Linked DNA regions of Mus musculus: all the other regions are linked to region 1. The links are chromatin loops, found by intact Hi-C in ENCODE. Cell type or tissue: heart. All regions are shown on one strand.

Region 1 (8,000 bases):
AATGGACCAGGAGCCAAAGTCCAGGCATTCGTGCCTACAAGGGCCCCACCCCCAGTCCCCTCACGAAGGCATTTAAGAATTTCCCCCCCTAGCGCTAACTACAGTGATATTCCTTCACTGTCCCCCATATTACTTAAGGAAACCAGAAAGAGGTCGCAACGTGAACACTAGCCACATTGCTCTGAGGGCAGTTAATGCCGGGATAGACGCTCAGCTTTGCCCCATACAACCAGCTTCTTATTTATGTAAGCACACAGACACAACGCTAGGAAGCCATTCTTCTGGACTCTAACTTCGGCTTCCTGTAACAAACATGTGCTCCGGTCTAGTAAGGCCTCTCTCACATTGTAGAGGCCTCCAATGCTCCATTCAGAAGCCCAGGTCTTGAGTAGTTTTCTTTCTAACATTTCCCAAGATTACATGACAGCTCATGGGGCTTCCTTCAGTACAGTAGAAGGCTGCTTCTGCTTCCCTTGGTGAGATCCTTCAATACCACCTTTCAGATTCTAGTCAAGGAGGAGCCTACCCTGATTACTCAACTCTGCCCTTGAAATAAGTTCCCAGCATCCACAAGCGGCCAAACAACTCCAGTTCTGGGGATCCAGTGCCCTCCTCAGGCATCAGGCACCCACTGCATGTACACATACATAAAAGCAGACCATTCATACACATTAAATAAACATTTTTAAATATAAAAAACTAAAACCCAACATTTAACTTACAGTTCATTTTATTATGTGCAGTGCTGGAGATGGAACCCAGAGCCACCCTAGGGCCATGCTAGGCATGGAGTAATCTGTAACAGCTAACTTTAGATAAAATGCGTTTACTTGCACAGCACTGAAGAATCCGATAACAAATCACCAGCTGCTTTGCACGGAGGGCAATAGAGTAAAGCACCAGTCTTCGATTTCACTTTAAAAACAGCAGGGTCCAATTTGCAGCAGATCTTTATCTGGCAGTGCTACATCCATACACAGCTGAGACCCAACACCAACCATCACAATACCGAGAGCACAAGGTACTGGCAGCACAGAAAAAAGCCCAAAAAACCCCCAGCAATTTACAGACTTTGTAACCAGGTGTAGTGACCTCTGTATTACAAGCACTGAGGATGCTGAGGCAGGAAGATTTTGAGTTCCAGGACAGCTTTGGCTACAGAGTGAAATACTTAGAACAAAACAAAACAAAACAAAAACAAATAAAAACCAATCAAGACAGCCAGGGAAACACTGTGAGAAGTCTCAAAGGAAAAATAAAAAATAAAGAGTGCACATGTGTCACAAACTGATGAGTCGACAGAAGAACAGAATCTGTGCCAACCTGCCTATAGAAAGAGAGAGGTTGGGGCTAGAGAGATGGCTCAGCAGTTAAGAGAATTGGCTGCTCTTCCAGAGGTCCTGAGTTCAATTCCCAGCAACCACAACAATCTGTAATGGGATCTGATGACTTCTTCTGGTGTTCACGGAGATTTAGAAAAAAGTCAATGACCTTTCTTTTTTTCCCAGTTTATTTCTGCCTGCATGTATGAATGTGCACCATGTGTTATGCCTAGGACCCCACTTAAGTCAGAAGAGTGTCAGATCCCCTGGAATCGGAGTTGTGAGATTGTGAGCCACCTTGTGGAAGCTGATAATTGAACTTGAGTCTTCTACAACAAGGGCTCTTACCAGTGTGATACCCCTACAACCAAGATATGGTGATTTATAGGAAAAGGGGAAGTGATACAAAAATTACCTCCTTCCAACAGAGAAAACTATTTGAGTAAATGTGTAGCTGTTTTGCAGCTCTCTTCAACAGAAGCCAAGGACTCCAGAATTCAAGGGTTTACATTTTTTTTTCCTTTTAAGAGTAAAAGAAAGCATCCATGGAAACAATGTAGTTCTGGCCAAGCCTTTAATCCCAGAACTAGGAAAGCAGCAGGCTGGTCTCTGTGGTTCAAGGACAGCTTGGTCTGTCAGCTGAATGAGACCCAACCTCAAGGGGGCAAAAGTTATTCTGCGAAACACAGCAGGCATCCTGGTAACTGATTATTTACCTAAAGGAAGCATTTTGTATTTTATCCTCAGAATGCTTTTCCCTTTTATAAAACTCGGTGATAAACTGCTACCCTTTTTCACAATGACACAACTTCCAATTCCTGCCTTGGCTTGCAGAATAGTGGTACCTCTGATCATACGGTAGCCTCTCCGACAACTTTTATGACTTCTCTCCCCCAGGTCTACCTGTTACACACAGGAAGTTTAGCTAGTTAATGAATCCACCAGGCTGACATTTCTGTCAACTTGGCAACTGTCCCGGGTTACAGCCAGTGTGGCTGTCCCAGGACACGCCCCACCTATTTTCTACTCTCTTCCGTCCTTGATGCCATTGTACAGGTCATGTACATGTCCGGCCCCACTATCCTGTCTGTTCCATACACACTGTGGAAGCCCTCATCTAATCAGTCTGGATCTACCCCTTCACTTGTCCCAGGAACCTTCCCGTGTGTACCCCAAACTCAAATCGGTTCAAAGCCTAACACAAAAATTGGCTCACAGGGATGGGAAGACAGCTCAGTGGGTAAGAGCATTTGACATTCAAGCAGGGGCAGGCACAAGCATGGGCCTGTAACCTCAGTGCTGTGGATGGTAGTGACAGCCAGACAGGACTGCTGGAGTATGCTGGCTACTGGCTTAATTTACAGTTTAGTGAGAACTTGTCCTAAAGAAATAAGGCAGAGCAAGAGAACACAGGCCATCTCCTCTGGCCTTTATGCACTCCTGCGTGTGTACTCACCCACACAAAGACAAACCACAAATGAGCTGACTTCCCCCTTTGCTAGTGTTCACACGGGGAGAGGAAGAGCCTTGACATAGTACACTCATTCATTCCCTAATCAGCAGTCATATAAAGAACCTAACATGCACTGGACACTTTACTGAGATGCCCAGTACAGAGAATGTGACTATTCTCTGTGTGTGTGTTCATTCATTCACGTGTGTATGTGAAGCTGCACATGTGTACTCAGGCAGGTGTCCTCCTCCTCAATCTCTTGTTTTTGAGAATGACCCCTCACTGAATCTGGAGCTCACCAGTTCAGAGACATGGGCTTGCCAGGAAGTCCCAGGGGTCTCGTGTCTGCCTGCCAGCTCTGGGATGACAGAAGCCACAGTACCAGTCTTCTGTACACAGATCAAGCTCAGGTCCCTTTGCTTGAGCATTTTACTAAGCCATCTCCACAGCACAGTAAACCTTGGTTTTAGGGGATCCATGATATAAGGCAATGGCAATATGGGGTAGGGTGTTGAAAGTCAAGCAAAATAGCACTTTAGAACTTTCTTTCTTTGAGACACCAAGAAACCGTTCTCTCTACATAACCTGGCTGTCCTGGAACTCACTGTACAGACCAGGCTGACCCCATCGCCTCTGCCCCGAGTGCTGGGATTACCACCAGGCAGGGGTGGTGCACGTCTTTAATCCCAGCACTTGGGAGGCAGAGGCAGACGGATCTCTGAGCTCCAGACTAGCGTGGTCTACAGAGTGAGTTCAGAACAGCTAGGGCTACAGAGAAACCCTGCCTCGAAAAACAACAACAACAAAAAAAGATATGCATTACCATGCTTATGTGTAAGGGTATTTTGCCTGGATCTGTATGTATGTGTACCATATGCACGGGCAAGGTGCTCATGAAGGCCAGAAGAGGGAGCCCAATCCCCCAAAACTGGAGTTACAGGCAGTAACTCCAAGTGAGCTGAGCCTGGGTTCTCCTTAAGAACAGGAGTGCCCTTAACTACTGAGCCACCTCTCCAGTTCCGAAACTATTTTTCTAACTGTGAGCTGCAATCCTGTATGGGATTCTAGAACTGAAACGGGGGAAGGTCATGAAAAATTTGGCAACAGCTATAGTTTCTAAGCATGTAACAAATCAAAATTAAACACATAATGAATCTGAGGTGTTTCTAGCAGGGCACACCCATGGTAGATCAACTGCTGTCCTGGTTCTTTTTAAATATTTTTTTTTATTATTTTTAAATTATGTGTAGGTGTTTGTGCACATGTGTTCAGATGCCTGTAGAGTTCAGAAGAGCGCATCAGATCCCTTGAAGCTGGAGTTACAAGTAATTATGCCACCATGTGTTGGGATTGGAGATCAAACTCTTTTTTGTTTTCTTTTGTTTTTTTGAGACAGAGTTTCTCTGTATAGCCCTGGCTGTCCTGGAACTCACTTTGTAGACCAGGCTGGCCTTGAACTCAGAAATCCGCCTGCCTCTGCCTCCCAAGTATTGGGATTAAAGAAGTGCACCACCATACCCAGCTCGAGATCAAACTCTTTAACAAGAGCTGCAAGTGAAGCAATTTCTCTGGGCCCTGCAGTCTTGGTTTTGAAAATAAAACAAGCCCATTTTACATGCCAGAAACACTAACAAATGCACCTCAACTATATTTAAAACTCCTGTTTGTTATAAACTCAAGTATTTTTATTGTACAAAGTTTATGAACTTCAAGAAATATAACAGAAGCCAGGCGCAGTGGTGTGCACCTTTAATTCCAGCACTTGGGAGGCAGAGAAAGGTAGATTTTTGAGTTCAAGGCTAGCCTGGTCTAAACAAGTGAGACTAATAAAGATAAGATCAGGGCTAGGATGTAGTCAGTTACCTGGTGGGCTCTTGTCTAGTATGCGCCACGCTCTGAGTTCAGTCCCCAGCACCACAAGCACTTGGCATTCACTGTGCATAATAAGCCTGGAATCACACCACAAAGTAGAGCAGGAGACCCTAAACTCACTGTCACTCCTGCCTACACATAAAGGTGCAGCCAGCATACACAAGGGAGACCTTGTCTTTCAAAAAATAAATATTCCAGGCTGGACTGGCTCATACCATTTACTCTCCTTTGAGAAATGTTGGAGTTTAGTTTTCAGCATTAATACAGAAGTGAGAGGGCTCCAAGCCACTTACAAACTCTGTTCTGGGGTTCTGACATCCTCTTCTGGTCCCCAGACCCACATTCAAATACACAAAAAATAAATCTTAGAAAAGAATTCAGAATTTTTTTTTTTGACAGAGGGTATCTCTTTGTAGGCTTAGCAGACCTGGAACTATATAGATCAGGTTATCCTTGAACTCAAATACTTAGACTAAAGTCCTGTGCCACCTCATCCAGCCAAAAAAAATTCTTTTTAAAAAAGATTTGTCAGGCATGGTGGCACACACCTTTAATCCAGGCAGAGGCAGAAGGATCTCTGTGACTTAAAGGCTAGCCTGGTCTACATAGCAAGTTCCAGGACAGCCAGAGCTACATAGTGAGACCCTGTCACAAAACAAAACAACAACAAAAAAACCCCAAAGATTTATTTTTATTCATGTGTACATAAGTGCCCAAAGGCCAGAGATATCAGATCTCCAGAAACTGGAGTTACAGGTGGCTGTGAGCTGCCTGACTTCAGTGCTGGAAACTTAAAGCTCTGAGCCATCTTTTCTCCAGCCCCAAGGCTAACACTTAATGTAATGTAAAAATAAGCAAGCATATGCATCCTATTAGAATGAAAATTTGCTTTTGTCCTTAAAGGTAAAATTGTATTTATAGGAGAAGGCTGTTATGAAATTATCAGTTAATATTTGATTTGTATTTTATACATCCATATAACCAGAATAGCACGAAAAAAATCCTTATGCTGGGGCTGGAGAGATGGCTCAGGGGTTAAGAGCACTGACTGCTCTTCCAGAGGTCCCAAGTTCAATTCCCAGCAACCACATGGTGGCTCACAACCATCTGTAATGAGATCTGATGTCCTCTTCTGGTGTGTCTAAAGACAGCTACAGTGTACTCACAAACATAAAATAAAACTTAAAAAAAAAATCCTTATGCATAAAGTGGTTGTAGGTGGAAAGTTTAAGAATCCCTAGTTTACAAGATCACTTGAACTGGGCATGGTAGGGCACACAGCCCTGTCTGACCTGGAACGCACAGAGATCCACTTGCCTCTAGGTATGCCACCATGAGCAGCCTATGAGGCACACTACTAACATCCAAGCTACCTACACAGAGAAACATTATCTGGAAAATTCAAAAAATAAAAATTATCACCTGAGCAAAAGGAAAAGACAAAACTTGCTGGTATTTAGTGGAACTTCCCAGGGAAGCCCAAGCAGTGGAGGGGAGCATTTCACAGCCCAAAGAGAACAACAGGAGTCCGGGTGCAATCAACTGGCAAAAAAATGCCTTACATGAAATGAAGGTCAGGGTGTAGGAGAAATAGTACTGGGAGGACATATGTGACAATGTCATGCAAGCAGCAAAGATGAGCTCAAAGTCAAGCAGCTGAAGAACCCTCAACAGGAGCTAGTTTGTAGAAAAGACTAGGGGACTAGCAGATTGCTCATCCACCATCCACAGAGGCATTAACATTCTGAGTTAACCCTCTTCTCTCCTCATGATACCAGCCTCTTCCCTTGCACAAGTTTGAGTTGATAATCCAACTTTACCCAGAGTTAAAGTAAGTGCTACAAAGTTTGTCGATACCAACCTGGATAGCTTCGGGTAGAGCTATGGAGTTAAGAGACTGCCACTGTGGTCATTGTGTCTGACAGATCTGCTAAACTGGTCTTATTTTCAGTGACTCAATGAGAAGTTGCTTTCCCTGGACAGTTCATCTTTAAACAAGCACACCCAAACATCTCAGGGCGGACGGACCAACATTCCTTCCAGAAGCATTCCAGAATTTCTTTACATTACAATGACTGAATTTGCATTCACCTCCGGTAGACAATGGACACATAAATATGCAAATACCCATTTAACCGTTCCTATCCGGCAGTGTTAAAGAGCCTCCAACTTCCCCCATCCCTTACCGGAATATCTAACCCATAACAAGGCATTGGGTAAACAGGATTCGGGGTTGGGAGGAATAGGGGTCCCTTCTCCGGCGGCAGAAATCCCCTCCGCCGAAGTTCAGAGCTGGGTCCACACCATACGCCGCTAAGAAAAAAGACACTCACTGTGAGCGCCCAGAAGTAGGGAGTACCCTCGGCGGAGGGGTCCCCACTGTGAGCACTTCTGAAGCATGGATCCGCTCTGCTTCGATGATTGCCTTAGAAGTAGGGATTAACTTCGTGCATGTCCCTGAGAACCCCAGCACTAGGGAGTCACCTTTATTAGTGCCCAGAAACGAGGGAACAACAGTCTCCGCAGTCCGCTCTCCAGCGTGGCCACAAAGATCGCTCTAGGCAGGGCCGTTCTGACGCTGATCAGGCCTCGATTACAACGTTCCCGGAATAAATCCTAGGAGCTCGCTCACATCCGGAGGCCTTGTCTTTGGGACTAGAGCCTGGCGGACTACAAGCCGGGGAATGCCCTCCTCATCTCGCGCACTCCGGTGTTCACACACACCTATTACTCGCCCCACCCCCACTTCACACACACAAAAACAAGAAAAGAGCTGGGACCTTCGTTTCGAACTCAGTCTACACGTCTCCATCCCCGCGCTAGCACTCAGTACGCGAATGCCCCCGCAGCAGCCATCTTGCGCAAAAGCGATGCGAGCCTTTTGACTCTCGCGCCAACCCGTAGAGCCAGAGCCCTGCCGAAGAGTTCTGCGCAAAAACGGAAGTTGAGACCCTGGTTTCCGGCGACCGCCCGGGCGGTCGATTCGCGAGAGGATTCCATTGGTTGCCAGTTCGCATCTCGAAATCTTACGATCTCGCGAGAGGTGTCTGAGGGGCCGACGCCGGTGTAGCTACCTCCGCTCCGCGCCCCGCCCCCGCCCCCGCCGCCGCCGCCGCCTCCGCCTCCTCTATCTCCGCAGTCTCTGCCGCCCCTCCCCGGCCCCGGGAGCGGCCGCGGAGCCGCCACCCAGACACTGTCGCACGGGAGGCGGGATCCGCACGGTAAGATGGCCGCAGCGGGCCCTGACGGCCGTGCCGAGCGTCTCCGCGGGGCTCCGGGGTGGACCGAGGCGCGGAGGTCAGAGGTCGGGGGTCTGTGCCCGACAGGCTGCCCTGCCCAGGGTATCCGAAGCC
Region 2 (8,000 bases), 440 kb before region 1:
AACCGCATCATTGCTGCCAAGGACCACGCGTCCATCCAGATGAACGTGGCCGAGGTGAGCTGGGAACCTGACGGTTCCTGAGGGAAGGAATTACGAGGCCCTCAGGCCTCAGCCTGGCTCTTGGTGTGTTTACTAACATCGGGGTGAGGTCGAATCTTCCAACCTCTTTTTTTTTTTTTTTAACCCAGGTTGATAGGACCACAGGCCGGTTTAATGGCCAGTTTAAAACCTATGGCATCTGCGGGGCCATTCGCAGGATGGTGAGTTCTACCACCTGGTCTGCCTTGTACTGTTCATGTGACATCTGAGCTCTGATGGTGGTGTCCTTTTCTTCCTGTGGGAATGGTTTTGGGCTTAATAGTGCATGCTCTGCCTGCTAAGCAGGGAGCCAGCTCTGTGTGGATACTCAGGTATTTATTTTTAATTTTAAAGGGCGAGTCAGATGATTCTATTCTCCGATTGGCTAAGGCTGATGGAATTGTCTCAAAGTAAGTGTGGGGGACAATCTCACATTGGGGTTGAGTGGCTTGGGACTTCCCAAGAGATACAGCTTTTAATACTACTTTTTCCCCTTTGTTAGGAACTTTTGAGCAGAAGAAATCGGGAATTTGTTACAAATAAAAGTTTTAAGTACCTGTGACAGTTAAGTCTGCTTTTGCTGTTTTTACTATGTAGGGCTGGTGTTTTTATTGTGACCAGAAAAGGGCCGCACACTTACCTGAAAGGAGACAAGCAAGGAAGTATGTTGCAAAAACCAGTTTTACTTTAACAAAAACATTTTAACACCTTCCATTCATAACCTACTGGACATACACCACATTCTGAGGTCTGACACAGCTGTGTCCTGTTGAGCGCTGCGGGTGCAGCACCAGGTCTGTGGCATTGGGTCACAGTCCAGCTGGACACCATGGATATACCTCAGATTTCTGGACTCAGTCTATAGGACTCTGTTTAGCCCGTGTTTGGTTTAAGGGTTGGCTTTAACAGTGCTCAATACCACAAACCAGCAGCTCTTAGCGAAGCTTAGGAAGGACTAACAGCAGACCAGCTTGGTAAAATGAATACACCTTACTACATCTAGAAGCTTAAATAACATTTATCCCATCAGTCAGCCATATATATCTAAGTTCATTTAAAAAAAAAATGATGGGGCTGCCCTGAAGATAACCTGTTTGCAGGAACGACTTATTGCACCTAAAGATGCTCTGAGAACGTGGCATGCTTACACCAGCATAAGCATGGACAGGCTAAAACGTATTTACTATCCTTTGAGCTCCTGTCTGAGCTGTTACTGATCCGATAGACCTAGGTGGTCGGTGTCAGGCTTGAGGACGAGCATCTCTGGGACATGAGACTGGAACCAAGCGGTGGCTGGCGTCTGCCAGGCTGGTGACCAGTTTCTAGGGAAGGATAACAGGCCTGGGGAGGTGGAGGATAGCTCTTGAGTGATGACAGTGGCACAGGGCAACTTGGCCTGATGACATGTAGTCATTGACAGTAGGTAGCAGGATCGGTGCCTTCCTGCTTGAGGATCAAGTGTGGTTCAAAGTCAGCAGCAGGCCTGAATGGGCCATTGTCTGTTCCCATAGAGACCAAATCTCAAGTTATAATGACTTTTCTCCATCACGATATTGCTTAGGAAAGTCAAGAGCCCACAGTCAGTGGTTGTCCAGTGACAGGGAAAAGCTGTGCTGGCAGGAGGCAGCAGGGGTTGGCCAAAGCACTGCTGTGCATGTGACACGGGTTTCACAGTGGCAGATGCTTTAACAAGGTGCAGTGAGAGCAGACTCAGAATCAAGGTGTCTGCCCTATCCTGTATCTTGACCAAAGATAAAATAGTGCTGATGGGGAACTGCCTGGGTGGAGGCACCAGAAGACAGAAGCCTGACAATTGTAGCAAGTTCAGAAGGTCTGGACACCTAGGTCTCTACAGGAATGGTTTCATGGGTAGGCAGAAGGAAGGCTGGCCCTCAGGATTCACAACATAAGCCAGGCTGGTCTCGCCACACGAAGAACAAACCAAGCCCCACACTGTTCACTTGCTTCAGGAAAACCCTCAACAGGGAGCGTCTCGAGGTCAAGGCGTGCTCTGCCCCAAAATTAAAAACTTTCCAAGGAAGCCAAGCTGCCGTGGGTTGTGAGGGGCAAGTGCAGTTACTGGAGGAGGGACAGGAACACTAGTCCTCTAGCCAAGCTACTCAGCCTTCCTGCCAAAGCAGCCTCCCTCTGGGGTGCACTGTTTGGGCTAGAACTGCTGGGTGAGGCGTCTGTAGTGAGGTAACACTTGGTTCTCTGGGAGGTACAGGGCCAGTTCCAAAGCCACGAGCACCGTGAACTCAAAGCCAATGAGGTCTTTCCTGTTGAACCGGAACCTTTCCTCCAGCTTCTGCAGTGAGGGAAACAAAGGGTGAATGGGTTAGCTCCATCTGTGTCCCCGTCTAAGGCCCAGTGCCTGCTGGTGCACACCTCACACTCACGTCAATAAGCTGCTTCACTTCACTCTTGCGGAGGTCACTGCTGATCTTGGCAGCCAACAGAACACAGGCTCCAGCACACAGTTTGCGGTTCTGTTTGTTGAGCTTGCCCTGCAGTACGAGCTTCTCAAAGTACACATATGCCATGGACACGGTCACAGGCTCCAAGCTGCACTCTTCAGAAAGGTTCCGCATCTCCCGTTTTAAACTGTGGGTGGGATGGGAGCCATGACGCTGGGGCAAATCCATGTCATGAGACAGCAGTCACCCTTCCATGGCTATGCCATGTTCTGTGGGCTGTCAGCACACATGGAGAAAGCCCAGAGCCAGGTTAGGTGGCTGGGAAGGGGTATCTGCCTAGCCCTCCCTTACCTCCTAATTTTGCTCAATGTCAGTTTGATATGAGGGAACTTTTCCCTGAAGGTCTCATTCATATCCTTCTTGAGGTCTGCAGGTTTCACATACTCTATAACGGTGGTCTGTAACAGAGCAGAGGTGAGTGGGCCAAGATGCTTGGGAATGGATGCCCTGCAGCCTGCAGGTACACACATGAGCATGTGGGACTTCAAAGAGGATTAACATGGCTCAGTCTGTCCATCCTCTGGATAAGCCCAGCCTGCCAGGCGTTCAGAGCTGGCTGCAGGAGATGTCCAGCATGACTGGCTGTCCTGCTTGGGCACACTGCCCTTGGCTACAACCCTTCCCACTACCTGTTGGTGCTGGGTGGGGACAAGGCACCCTGAGATGGCTGAGTCTCTGGTGTGGAGGGTGCTCATTCAGTGTATTACCTGAACCTTGAACTCACCATGTATGAAGCAAAGATGAGTACACGCTTATGTTTTCCACACGGCCACTGTGGGTCGTCCAGGAGGTTGGGATTGTATTCCACTGCATCTCCCCCGTCGCTTCCTGTAGGCAGAGGCAGCCAATGACAGCCTAGATCCTGATCAGAACCCACACCTCCCCTCTCCCATTGCAGCCAATGAAGAGGCATGAGGGCAAGGCTCAGGTCTGAGAGGTGCTCCAGGTCACAGGCCAGCTAGGGCTTAGGTCCAAGAAGTGATGCCTGGACAAAGCCTGCCCCCTTCCCGTCCCACACTGACCCTCTCTTCTGCCTGACTCAGGCAGAGCCTAGGGCCACATTATCTGGAATCCTTTCCTCTGAGAAGCCTTGGTGCAGAGGCATGAGTGTGGCTTATACTGCTGTCTGGCCCATGGCTGTGCCTAGCCCAGACCTTGGCTACCTAGTTCTGTGCCAGCTGGTGTTGACTTGGTAGGCACAGGTTTGTGTCTTGAACCTGGTGGAGCCCTGGGGATGCTGGGCCGAGGCTGGGGCAGCAAGCCATGGCTGTCATTCTTGTGTATAACCAGAGCATTAGTAGGGTACAGGAACTTTGCATAAGACACGACCTGGAAAAGCAATCACATTAGCTCAGTTCTGCTCCCCAGGCCAGAAAGTACAACCAAGTTCTGCTTCCCTCTGCCCTCCAGTGAGGAGCCTGAAGCCATGCTGCTACCCAGTCGGAGTGGGTACTTTCAAGGTCAGAGCACTAGCTTCCATGCCTAATCTGTGGTCTGTGGCCAGGCTAGTCTCTGTCTTGGAAGACCCTTGGCCTACTTACTGGTCCAGAAGCAAGGCTCTATGTGGAGAACCCAGGGGAGCAGTTGGGTTACCCACAGCTAGCAGTGGCTGTGTATGGTGTACTCTTAGGCACTTTCTCTGGGTGGCATGAGCCAGCTAGTGACAGGTGTAACGGGGTGTGGCTTGCTCCCAATACTGTGCCTTAATGTGCAGCACCTGTCTGCCTAACTCTGCTGGCCAATGGCTGGCCACAGGGCTCTTGCCTTTCCATCTGCTCCCAGCTCAACGCCTTCCAATTCAAAGACCATCTCAGAAGAAACAGAAACGCCGCCGGATGGGTGCCTCTGCTTCTGGCTGTCCACCCTCAGGTCACTGCAATGTATATGAGAGGGAGGGCTGTAGTCCCTCTGTCTGTGGTCAGTGGGTGGGTGCTCGGCCCACCGGGAATCCACCCACACAGAGTGCTCCTGCCACAAAGTCCTCAAAACAGGAGAAGGGGGCGGGCATGACCTTGGAGGTACATGACAGAAGGTTTAGCCTGAGGGCAGCCTGTATCTTAACTCCTGCCTTGTGGATGACAGGATAGATGTCATCTGTCATAGCACCTGGGAGCCACCACTCTGGAACATCCCTGAAAACTTACCAGACTTTGGCTTAAATTCGCTTCCCAGGTGCCTCAGTCCCTTCACCTGTAGTCACACAGTTCAGCAGCTGGCCTGGGATCCTGAGAACTGGCTATCTCCCACTCTGGACAGGAGGTTTTTCTGTGCCGACTATTGTTCTGTGGGGTCACACACAACACTGCCCCGCCCCAACAGCTGTTTCCTTCTTCCCTGAATTATACTCAGGACACAATTGCCTGGGCTGGTCACAAGGTTTTAGGAGCTTATTTGAGAGAGGTTCAGGAATATCTCAGTCAACCTATATATAGCCTACTGATACATACCTGTATATAGCTAACCTATATATAGCCAACCTATATGTAGCCTGCCTATCTATCTATCCATCCATCTACACACACATCCCACACACATATAGATAGTCTGGACAGAACCCGTGGCTCCGGGGATAAGAACCTGGAATGCAAACTCCTGGGCTGTGGAGGGAGACGATATGCTGGCCCCATGAGTCTAAGGCCCCAGCCTACACTCAAGAGCAGGCCACACTGATTGTGCTCAGCAGGACCAGGGCTTACCCGTGTTCGCAGCATGGGCAGTTTCTTACCTGATCCGTAGGCCTTCTCCATAGGGCAGGACTGAGAAGGCCGCACACAGGGACCGCTTGGCACAGATGAGTACAATCCTGTGGGAGGCCGAGGTCAGAGCAGGGCAGGAACTCTGTCCTGTCTACATTTGGGTGATGGGAAACTGCCAGAGCCACCAAGGGGACTTGGATTCCGGAAGCCAGGTCTGGCATCTTAGCACTTGGGCCAGATTCCCTAGATCTGCTTAGGAAGCTCCCTGCTCCCAGGAGCACAGGTTACCCAGGAAAGGGCAGCTTCATTCGCACAAAGAGAGGGCACAGGAAGCTGCCAAGTTCATTGGCAACAGGCTACAGAGTACAGGCAAACACAAGGTTTACTGCTAATAGAGAACACCTAGATATAATACAGAACTAAGCTATCTAGGGGGGCTTAGGACTGGGGCCCCTGAATGCTCAAAGCTATAACCATAGGCCACCCTGTGGTCTCAGGACTTAGGATTTGCAGGTCCTGCAGCAACAGTTCCTGGGGATACTTATCACGGTGACCTACAGCAGGGAAGGGACTGAGATCAGAGTGACAGGTAGTGTGTTTGCACCAGTGCAGGCATATGCAGCTGCCCAGATTCTAGCCTAGCACTGTTCTGGGGACCCAAATACTAGTTTGAGTTAAGCCTCCCATATGTCCCCCAATATACCTCATCTCCATCTGTGTGTCCCCAATGGAACTCTTAGTGCTGACAAGTATAGCCATGCCTTATCCTGTATATGTGCCCCAAATATGGTCGCACCTTCTATCCTGGGCACATTTGGGGAGGGGGGAGGCATTTTTGCTTTCCCTAGTCTCTTTTTCTTAAGATCTGTGTCCAGCTGCTGGCCCTTCCCTGGGATTATACAGTGGTGCCTAGTCTCTTTTTCTTAAGATTTGTGTCCAGCTGGTGGCTCTTCCCTGGGATTATACAGTGGTGGCTTGCTGGCCTGGCTATGCTAGCCAGTGTTCAACAATATAGAGGGTCAGGGGACAACGGGTGATGGAGAAGGGGCTGCTGCCAACAGGGGCAGGGCCTGGGTCTCATATTTTTGGCCCCCAGAGACACGGCCTGATCCTACAGTACAGGGAGCACAGTGGCCTTCCCGGGCCTGGCCCTACACTCACTCACCTGCTGTTCTTTGTGTCATACTGCCTCATGTTCTTGATGAAGTGGGTTTTCTTCAGGCCTTTGTGTCTTGGTGATCCAGATGCATGCTTGGTTCTGTAAGGTAAAAAGCAGGTCGTTCTTGCCCTCCTTGGACTTTCTTGTGGCTCCTGGGGTCAGAGGCCTTGGAGCAGGGGCAGGTAGGGTATATACCTCTGCACCGAGGCACATCCCACTGTGTCTTCCAGAAACTCAAGGGAACAGCGCTGAGATGTGACTCGTCTCCTGTAGGAAGACATCATGGCCTCAGAAGAGACAGTACACAGACTCCAGGAAGCCTTTGCGGCAGGTCCCTGAGCAGAACTGAAGTCATGTGGGAATATGCAGGGAGTGCGGGCATGAAACCAAGAGGCTTCAAGACCCGGTGAACCAAGACTGCAGTCTGGGGAAGTCCTTGTCCTAAGGGAGAGCAACTGGTGCATGGCAGTTGCAACACACACACATGTACACACATATGCATGCACACAGACACAAACACACACACACATGTACACACATACACAAATATGCACAAACACCCCTCCCAGGAGCTGTTTCTGGGTCTAGAACATTCTTTTCCAAATGTACAACTAAGATTTCCTTGTGGACTTGGGGTTCTAGTTCCATGTTGTCCCTCAGGAAGACCTGTTGGTGACTGTCACTAAAGAAAGATGGCAGCTCTGCTTTGGGAGCACTGATCCCTGTGGGTCATGTTGGCTCCTGGGTCCCCTGTGCCTTTACTCAGGAGGCCAGGACGAGGGAGGCAGACTCCCAGCACTGTGTGCCAGGAGAGGCTTCTTCAGGCCGACGAATGAGACCAGGACAACAAATTCAAGTCTTTAGTCCCAATGGGCAAATGACTAGTCAGTTACAGATCGTCTGGTTCTTCCAGGACACAGTTAGTGAGAGCAACAGCCAAGCTACAAGCTTACAGTGTGGGAACGGAAGGGGTGGTCTGTGTTCTGAGCTTGAAGCTTGCCCAAGACCTCGCCACTGACAAGTTTGTGCCAGGGCTCCCTGAAAGCACAGAGTCACCAGGAGCCTCAAGCTGAGGCTGAGGTATGCCAAACACTGTGACTCCCTCCTTAAAAATGAGGGCCTGTGACTAGACTTGAGTGGGCTATAGTTTCCCATCTTTATTCTCCTATTATCAGCCATGTGGTATGTTATTAAAGAAAAAATAAGGAACAGCTAGGCATGGTAGTATGGACAATGGTGAGTTTGAGGCTAGCCAAGGCTATATATATGAGACCTCATCTCTTTTTGTTTTGTTATTATTTAATTTTAAAAACAGGGTCTCATGTGCTCCAGACTGGACACAGACTCAATAGGTAGCTGCAAATAGCTTTGAACTCCTAATCCTCCAACCTCCACTGCTGCCTGTTGGGATTACATAGAAAAGCAACTCCTGAGCTGGGCATGGCGGCACGCCTTTAATCCCAGTACTCAAGAGGCAGAGGCAGGCAGATTTCTGAGTTCGAGGCCAGCCTGGTCTACAGAGTGAGTTCCAGGACAGCCAGGACTACACAGAGAAACCCTGTCTCGAAAAACCAAAAAAAAAGGTCACAA
Region 3 (8,000 bases), 430 kb before region 1:
CGGCTACTCTGAGGAAGGGCCATGTGTATAGGTCAGCTACTCTGAGGAAGGGACATGTATATAGGTCAGCTACTCTGAGGAAGGGCCATGTGTATAGGTCGGCTACTCTGAGGAAGGCCCATGTGTATAGCTCGGCTACTCTGAGGAAGGGTGAGGAAGGGCCATGTGCATAGCTCGGCTACTCTGAAGAAGGGCCAGGTTCTTGTGGTGCAGACACCGTAAGAATCAGACCCCATGGTGTGCCCTGCCCTGCCCCCACCGGGAGCCAGAGTAAGGGTTGACATGTGGGATGTCTGTGTATATGATGCATAATATGACACTCTATGTAGCGGTGGGGGTCTTGGTGAGGAGACAGCTGAGGAGGGTATGTGGAAACGCAGGGGCTGCTCATGGAGCGTACGGTGGCATGTACTGTATGTCCACAAATACACGGGGACTCCTGTACTGTTCACATGTGCCTGGCACCTCAATTTGAGAATAGCTAAAAGCAGATAAACACTGAGGAGCAATCTGGACTTTCTGTCGCCTCAGCTGACACTCTCCAGACAACTAAAAAGTCCCAAGCTCAGTACCTCAAGCTGCAGACGTACAGGACAGTGTCTGCTCCAGCTCCATGGCATGGTTGCATGGCAATGACTGGAGCCCTCTACATGTGACGTGGGATGAAGAGGCCAGGGGTCAGGAGTGAGAGGGAAGGTGCTAGCTAAGAGGGCTTACCCGCTGAGCAGTTCAGCTGTCCTAACAGCTCAGAGCTGCCCCTTAGCAACGTTGCTGCTGCCTCTGAAGTCCACCCTCCTCTGTTCTTCAGTTGGTACCTGAAACCTAACTACAGACCTTAAACAACAACTGGTATGTGACAGGCTTCCTTGCTTGGAACTTGGGAGATGGGGAGAGGTCTAGGCAGGATCACGTGCCCGTGGCTTTGATTCTGTGCCCTTTAGGAATCCAGGAAGAGTGGATGGGCTGTGCAGGCTCGGGACAGACTCAGGAACCACCCGTCACATGACAGGTTGCAGAGAAGTCCCTAGTGAGGAGCCCATCCTGGCCAGCATGCTCAGGAGTCTGGGACCCTCCTCCACTAAGCAAGCACAACAGCATTCAGTCAGAGCCCGGGGCTCTGTTCCCCTGCCCGAGCACACCATTTAGCTCCTCACAGACCTGTATCTGCTAAAAACCCAAACAAATAAGCAAAATACCCCATGGTCTCCTGGTGAGTCTCCGTCCCAGCACTCCATGTAGAGAGGCCTGTGGTCCAGCAGCTTCACAGAGAAAGAGTGGGGCCTCAGAGGCAGGGTCAGCAGCTGGGTTGTCCTGGCGACTGACTACTCCAGTGGGTTTCAGCCCCGAGTGAGCAGATTCTGGGCAGAGACTAATACCCAGGTGCCAAGTTGCTCAATGGCTCCTCTAAGTGGCTCAGGTGCTACTCAGGGCTGGCCTAGGCCCCTCTTTGAGATCAAAGCAGAACACAGTCTCCTGCCTCTAGGCCCAGTTCTCTAATGGTGGGTGCAATTAGGTTGCAATTTGCAAAGTCATTTGCCTATGGGGACTTTCCCTTCCTCTTCATTTCTCCAGCAGGTACTAAGCAGGGCTGTTGTAAGTTGAAGTAGTTCCCCAAAAAGATCCTTCAAAAGCCTCCTTAGGGGCCTAAGCTACAGACACTCTAGGAAGGGATCAAGGTGAAAGGAGGACAAGATAAACCCGTGAGGACATGCAGGGAGGAGCCCCACGTGGAGACAAGGAGAGGGATCAACACAGCGTAAGCCACCGGCACCCAAGGCCTGTGGAAGCTGTACAGGGTCAGGAGCACCTCCAGGTTACAGCCTGACCTTCAGTGATTGGCATCCAGGGCTGGGGGGAAAAGTGCTGCTGCTGCTGGGAGCTTCCTTTTTCTCCATGGCCTTAGAGGTGCACACACAGGCTCTCTAACCAGAAGGCAGCAGTGGGCAAGTAGCTGGAATACACACTTTGAACGGGACCATAGAGCCTAGAGGTGAGCCTCCTTCCAGGCATGCAGTAAAAGAGACAATAAACAGCTCAAAAGCCCTGTGCAGACAACCAGCAGTGACTCTGTCTATTGCTAGAAAATACTCCTGAGAGCCCAAAGTAGGATCAAGGACAAAAAGCTTCTTGTCAGCCTATTCCACAGAGCAGGAGACTGAGGCTGTAAGAGATCCATTAGCTGTTCAAGGTCACAGAGCTACCGGATGGAGGATGGCTGGTCTGCACTCACTGTGACAGCCTTCAGGAGGCCAGCCACTGTTGTCTCTCCTACCCACAGACTGGGAGCTGGGGTAGACCGTCCTCCTGTTGAAGGCCTGTGACCACACAAGGATAACAACTCTCAGGATGAAGTGGGGCAGAACTAGGAAGACGGATGGCTGGAAGAGCTAGGACGGCGTGGGTACCAAAGGGAGCCTCAACCACAAATGTTTCAGCTTGCTCTTCAAGGGGGTCCAGCTAACTAACACTCTGGGACAAACTGACCCCTTGTCCCCACTGTATCCCTCTATGTCCTGTGGAGAAGCATGACCTGGCCCTACCTGTAGGCTGAGGTGGTAGCCACAGAAAGTTGAGGTCCTTTGGCCACAGATATGTGATGCAGGGTCAGAAGTCAGACAGCTTTTCCCATCACAGACCTGCCTAGGGCTTCCCACACCTGGGAGCCAGCCACCTGGCAGGAGCTCGGATATATAGCAGTGGGGCCTGCCCAGAAGGGACCTCAGTGTCCAGACTTAGCTCCCGCTGTCACTCGTTAGGTGAAGGCTGAGAATGCAAGAGGGAGCTGAGCAGGCTGAGACCCACATGGTGCTGGTAGCTACGGCCATCTGGGAAGTAAGCATAGCCAGGGAATGGGGGAGTAGTGAGGAATAAGAGCTGTCCTGGGCTAGGATGAAGGATCCTAGGATCCAGGCAGGGGAGGCAGAACAGTTACATGTTGCAGACCCTGAGTCCAGCAGGTGTGGGACAGAGGGCAGGGAGGTGGTCAGGTGTATAAGGCCGAGTAGAGATGAGACCAGGTAGGTAAGACCCTGGCCCACAAGCTGAGTTGGGCACACAGCCTGTAAAAAGTGTTTGTGAGTCTCTGTGTAGGGTAGCCAGGGGAGGGATGTGTCTAGAGTCAATTAGACCAAGGGAACTCCGAAATCCATATTCAGGGGACTTTCAAGGTAAAGAGCTGACCCCATATCCAGGAGCTGACAGCTTTAGTGGGACTTTCAAGGTAAAGAGCTGACCCCATATCCAGAAGTTGACAGTTTTAGTGGGACTATCCCTTCCCTCTGGAGGCTGACCAGCTTCAGTTAATCCCAAACTCATCTCCTGTATTCTGGACTGATGCTGCCACATCACCTCAGTCCCAGTCAAGGACAGACGGGACTGCGAGCCTCTCTGACTCTTGCACGCTGCGGTGATGGGCCCTCAAGTACCAGAATGAAGGATCCCTGGACCACCCTGGCTCCTGCATTATGGGCTGAAGAACCCTCTTCCCTAATTACCCGACACCTTGATCTTGGGCTGGTCATCTTGACCCTGTGTCCTGGGCTGACCATTCCGGTTCACCCAGACCTCTGAGTGTTAAGTTGATGGGTACCAGGTGACCATACCTGTGTGCGGGGTGAATGGACCCACCTCATCCCAACCATGTCCAGGTCTGCCGAGCTTGTGGCTTACCCGAACCCATAGGTCAACTACCCCACAACCTGGGAGGAGGGACCTGGCTCACCACCACCGGTGCCCCGGGCTGCCAAGGCCATAGGTCACACAGCCGGAGTGCTGGTTAGGCCTCTAGGCCACCACCCTGACCCCAGCGTGCAGCCGCCCCCGTCCAGCCCACTCACCTTTGGCGCTGCCCGTCCAGGCCAAGGCCGGCGGGCGCCGTCGTGGGGCTGAGCAGGCCCTGGGGCGCGGGCCTGGCTGGCAGCCCCGGGAGGCCTCCAGGTGGAGCGGGCGGCGGCGCGGGCGCCTCGCGGGCCTCGGTGGGCGGTGGCGGCGGCGGCGCTGGCTTCTCGCCTCCGGGACCCAGGCTCGGGGGCCGTCCGTCCAGGGAGATGTTGTTGAGAAAGAAGAGGGCGGCCTGACGGCGCCGGGAGTCCCCGCGCCTCCGCGGCACGGCCGGCGGGTTCCGGGCGGCCGGCGCGGGCCTGGAGGGGCCGGGGGCCGGACCCGGGGCTCCTCCCGCCGCAGCCGCGGCCATGCTCGAGTGCGCCGCCGCGCCGCGCCGCCGCGCAGCTGCCCATTGGCCGCGGCGCGCTTGCATGCAAATACCACCCCGTCACTCCCGCCCATTGGCCGCGGCGCGCCCATATGTAAATATAGTTCCGCGGTTCCTGTCTATTGGTTGCGGCGCGCCTGTATGCAAATACCACCCCGTCGCTCCCGCCCATTGGCCGCGGCGCGCCCATATGCAAATATAGTTCCGCGGTCCCTGTCCATTGGTTGCGGCGCGCCTGCATGCAAATGAGGCTCCTCTGAGCCCTTCGATCGGCTAGCGATATGTGGCTTGCCCCGGCGCTCCCCTGAGTCCTAGAGTCTTCTGTCTGTTGTAGGTTTGGCGTGGCTAAACACGGCAAGGTCGGTAGGTGCACGGAACCTGTGTCCTGTTCTCCCGTCCAGGACTCGGTGTACAGGGCACCCTTCAGCGAATGTTCATTATGGGCTGCAGACTCAGGGTGCGGGCCTGTTGTGGTCACTTGCTCCGGGGTGTTCCCTCAGCCCTGGGGTTCTTCTGGGCAGGTATCCATCCATGTTCCACCAGAGCCTGTAACTTCCGGGCTGTGCCGCCTGGCCTCCTCACTGACTGCTGAAGACACCCGTCTATGGTCTGAGGGCAGCTGACATCTCAGTTGCCTCATGGACGTGGTCTTGAGTCTGCATGATACTGGAGTTTCAGTTTCCTTCGTGGAGGATGTCCAGGACTCGAGTATACAAACCCTTCTGGCTCAGTACCGTGTGTGTATGTCGGCCCTTCCCTGTACAGAGTCTTCACCCTACCATCACCTGCTCTTTCCAGCTCCCAACCTATGTGGACTTCTTATCTTTCTTTTGTTTTGTTTTTCAAGTCAGGGTTTCTCTGTATAGTGTAGACCAGCCTGGCCTCGAACTCAGAAATCTGCCTGCCTCTACCTCCCAAGTGCTGGGATTAAAGGCATGCGTCACCACTGCCCGGCGACTTCTTGTCTTTAAAGTGTTTGATGGATCATTGAAGAAACACAAAGGAAAATCTCCCCAATGTTCTTTTTGGTCTATGGTCACTGCCTGCTCTGGTCCTGTGGCTGCTTAAAATGGGTGCTGGAGTGGAGTTGGTTGAGGGAGAGAGATCCCTGGGAAGTGGCTTCTTTCCTTGGGAGAAGCCATCGGTAGTGTTACCTATAGGAGTTCATACTGCCAGTTCCTTCCCTGCTTTTAAGGCTCAGGCAGGCTGATTCTGTCAGACACCCCCCTCTATCCATGGCATCTCCCTGTCATCCCTGAACAAGTAGGCTTACCCTTACTCTGTTCTGACCCCCCTCTTCTCCACTGCCTTTTCCTAGCTACCCTGCCAGGAACCAGTGACAAGGTGGACAGTTTTCCTGTCTAGTAGAACGCAGGGCTTGGTCCATTGAGTGGTGGGCACTCCCAGAGAGAGTAATTTCTGTCAGGGGGTCATGGTGTCTGCTGACCTGGGGTGGTGTCCTTCACACTCAGGCTGCTTACCTTTCTGAGTTTTGGTCTCTGGTAGTATGAGGTGCTAGCTGTATGACTAAGCTGCTTTGGGATGGGTAATTGATCGTGGCTAACAGAAGCCACTGTCTGACAGGGATGACAAGGAGGTGTGCTCCTGGCAGGGTACCATGAGTGTGGACATAGCCCTAGAGCTAGACCCCAATATTGGCAGACAAACCTGTGAGGTGATTGAGGGACATTTAAACAGGAACTTGGCCTCTTCCTGGGTGTGGTACTGTGGGTTTTTTTCCCTCACAGACCAAACCTGACCAGGAGGTCAAAGTGGATAAAACATACAGCTTGTGTTTTATTCAAATTTGAAAAAGCTGAAGAATCTTGTAACTGATTGAACACACACACACACACACACACACACACACACACACACACACACACCTGGCTGTCCCTTGGAATTTTGTCCTTCGGGCCTCTCAGGTGTGCTCAGTAGAGAATGGTACTCTGTTAAGCCCAGGCCTCACCCAGTCCCAGTGACAGTTTCTCCAGTTCTGGAAGTTTCAGGCTCTTACAATTATACCCACAGTTCCCTTTTATGCTGTAGTCCTTCTACCTGGTTTGGCCAGCTCCAGCCTTCCTCACTCAGTTATGGTCAAGTGAGTTCTCCTTGGCTTTCACCCTGACCTTTTGGCACATATTTAGATGCTTATAAGAGCATGCTAGGAACTTTGCCTGCTTGGCACACTTCTATTCAACCCTCAAAACCCAAATCTAAGCTTCAGGTGCCACCTTCCTTGACCTCCCCAAGGCAGCTTCTTTCTCCCTTATTTCCCCACACTGGACCCTGACTGGTGCTTTGCCAACAGTGCCTGTTTTTGCCCTGGAAATGGCAGCTCTTAAACTTCATACACAGGTATTTCCCTAAGTTTCTTCAATACCATCAGGATCTAGTGGTTCAGGGCTGATTCTTAATTCTTAGTCTTGGTTGCATCTGCCAAGACTCCACAAGGGGGCGCCTGAGACCGCGCTGACTGAAGCGTCCTTCCTAGCCTGGAAAAGTCTGGGACCTCCATCTCCTCTGGAGGTGGGGACCTTGCCCAGAAAAAGAAGCAGGGCTAGGCTGAGGCTCCCCTATTCCCCGCCCTGCCTTCAGATGGGAGGAGCTTCCCAGAAACCTGAGAAGAGACTTGGCTGGCCAGCCCCTCTGGATGTAGGCGGAGCTTATGGGCATTGACTATTCCGAGCTATCTTCAGGTCGTGTGGCTTGACTTGTGCAGGCAACAGTCTGTGACAGCTACCTCTGGGCAAATGCAGTGTCCCTCAGTCTGGAGAGTTAGGTCTCCCGACAGCTGTTAATGGGGGAGAGGCTGAAGTCCTCCTTTGGGCTCCTGGGACCTTCCGCCGGTGTCAGGGGTTCCTTCGGTTTCCTCTTCCCTTGGGATGGCTTCTTGGGGGCTGTGGGAAAGATGAAGTTAGAATAGAGATGGCAGCAGCCGGTTTTTCTGGCTTTCTACTTCTAGGCTCAGGAAAACGCAACTTGGTGAAGTCTGTTGGCCACTCTTGCTCCTGACAAGGTAGTGACTGGCTGGAGCACGGGAGGAGACCCACAAGTATGACCAAAGGGCTGACTCTCACAGAGCCTAACCCCAGAGTCTCTCTCACTGCCAGCGTGGCTGGGACTATGACCACAAGGGGTGGGCATCTGGTCTGGGCAAGTAACACCCAGGACCTTCTGAGATGCTGGGTCTATGGAGCAGAACCTCAGTTTCCCTCATGTGTGTCAAGTGGTGTTGAGTCTATGTGCTGGTCAGAGCACAGACAGAGACAGCTACAAACCCCTCCCATTCTGCATGGCTTGAGTTAATCCTAGGATGTGTGACATCCTGCTAGGCAAAGTGGGAGCATGACCCTCACGGGACATGAGCCTGTTCTCACTGGCTGTCTTACTCAACGTGAAAGGCAGAAGGTGAGACTCTGGTAACTCAGTGGACCACACCCCAGCCCGTGCGTACATAGCAGGAAGTGCTTGGAAATGACACAGAAACCCTGGCCTCCACTCGGAGCAAACACAGGCTGCGGTCAGTCCCTTTCCGGCAACAATGGCTTATTGTGGTGGCCCCAGCCCAGCCTGCTGAGCTGTAGCCTGGGCAAACATAGGGTACATGCATATTAGCTTAGGTGTTCAAAGACTCACCATTGTGCACCGGAGGAGGAAGTGTCCTGACACTCTTACCCAGGACCAGGCTGGGAGTCTGCTATCTTATCAGACAGAGTTGAACTCAAAGGTACCGCCCTGGGCAAACATGTGAGCAGCCCTGACACTGAAGGAACACATACCCCAGAGC

The links. Hi-C counts contacts between places; a loop is a spot of excess contacts. Peaks named below come from ENCODE experiments on the same cell type or tissue, not always from the same donor. Only the 100,000 strongest peaks of a DNase experiment are listed, where the experiment ranks them.
Region 2: a loop joins it to region 1, with 2.8 times the contacts of the local background. A loop is called at or near these places in 2 of 42 quality-filtered maps.
Region 3: it touches region 1 in a loop (2.3-fold over the local background); 2 of 42 quality-filtered maps call a loop at or near these places.

The regions. Positions count from the first base shown.
Region 1 is chr2:180,702,483-180,710,482 of GRCm38, forward strand. Gid8 (GID complex subunit 8) reads left to right here and starts at 7,744. Exons shown (of 5, transcript NM_001289652.1): 1 at 7,744-7,868. It also overlaps a transcript of Dido1 not described here. In heart, a CTCF peak has its summit at 3,689 (motif pointing right); DNase peaks (open chromatin) are centred at 2,329 and 7,629; H3K4me3 peaks cover 3,156 bases; H3K27ac peaks cover 2,855 bases.
Region 2 is chr2:180,257,798-180,265,797 of GRCm38, forward strand. Rps21 (ribosomal protein S21) reads left to right here. Exons shown (of 6, transcript NM_025587.2): 3 at 1-54; 4 at 189-260; 5 at 433-488; 6 at 581-647. The coding sequence ends at 590. Cables2 (CDK5 and Abl enzyme substrate 2) reads right to left here. Exons shown (of 10, transcript NM_145851.2): 2 at 6,606-6,677; 3 at 6,417-6,509; 4 at 5,281-5,358; 5 at 4,320-4,428; 6 at 3,719-3,884; 7 at 3,280-3,383; 8 at 2,847-2,953; 9 at 2,478-2,682; 10 at 742-2,386. The coding sequence ends at 2,246. Among named protein-coding and RNA genes, the nearest start is that of Mir3091, 4.3 kb to the left of the region's middle. In heart, no CTCF peak of the experiment used is centred here; DNase peaks (open chromatin) are centred at 3,464, 4,854 and 5,294; H3K4me3 peaks cover 867 bases; H3K27ac peaks cover 820 bases.
Region 3 is chr2:180,269,264-180,277,263 of GRCm38, forward strand. Cables2 (CDK5 and Abl enzyme substrate 2) reads right to left here and starts at 4,202. Exons shown (of 10, transcript NM_145851.2): 1 at 3,837-4,202. The coding sequence starts at 4,192. It also overlaps a transcript of Rbbp8nl not described here. In heart, no CTCF peak of the experiment used is centred here; DNase peaks (open chromatin) are centred at 3,888, 4,348, 6,798, 7,788 and 4 weaker places; H3K4me3 peaks cover 4,131 bases; H3K27ac peaks cover 5,563 bases.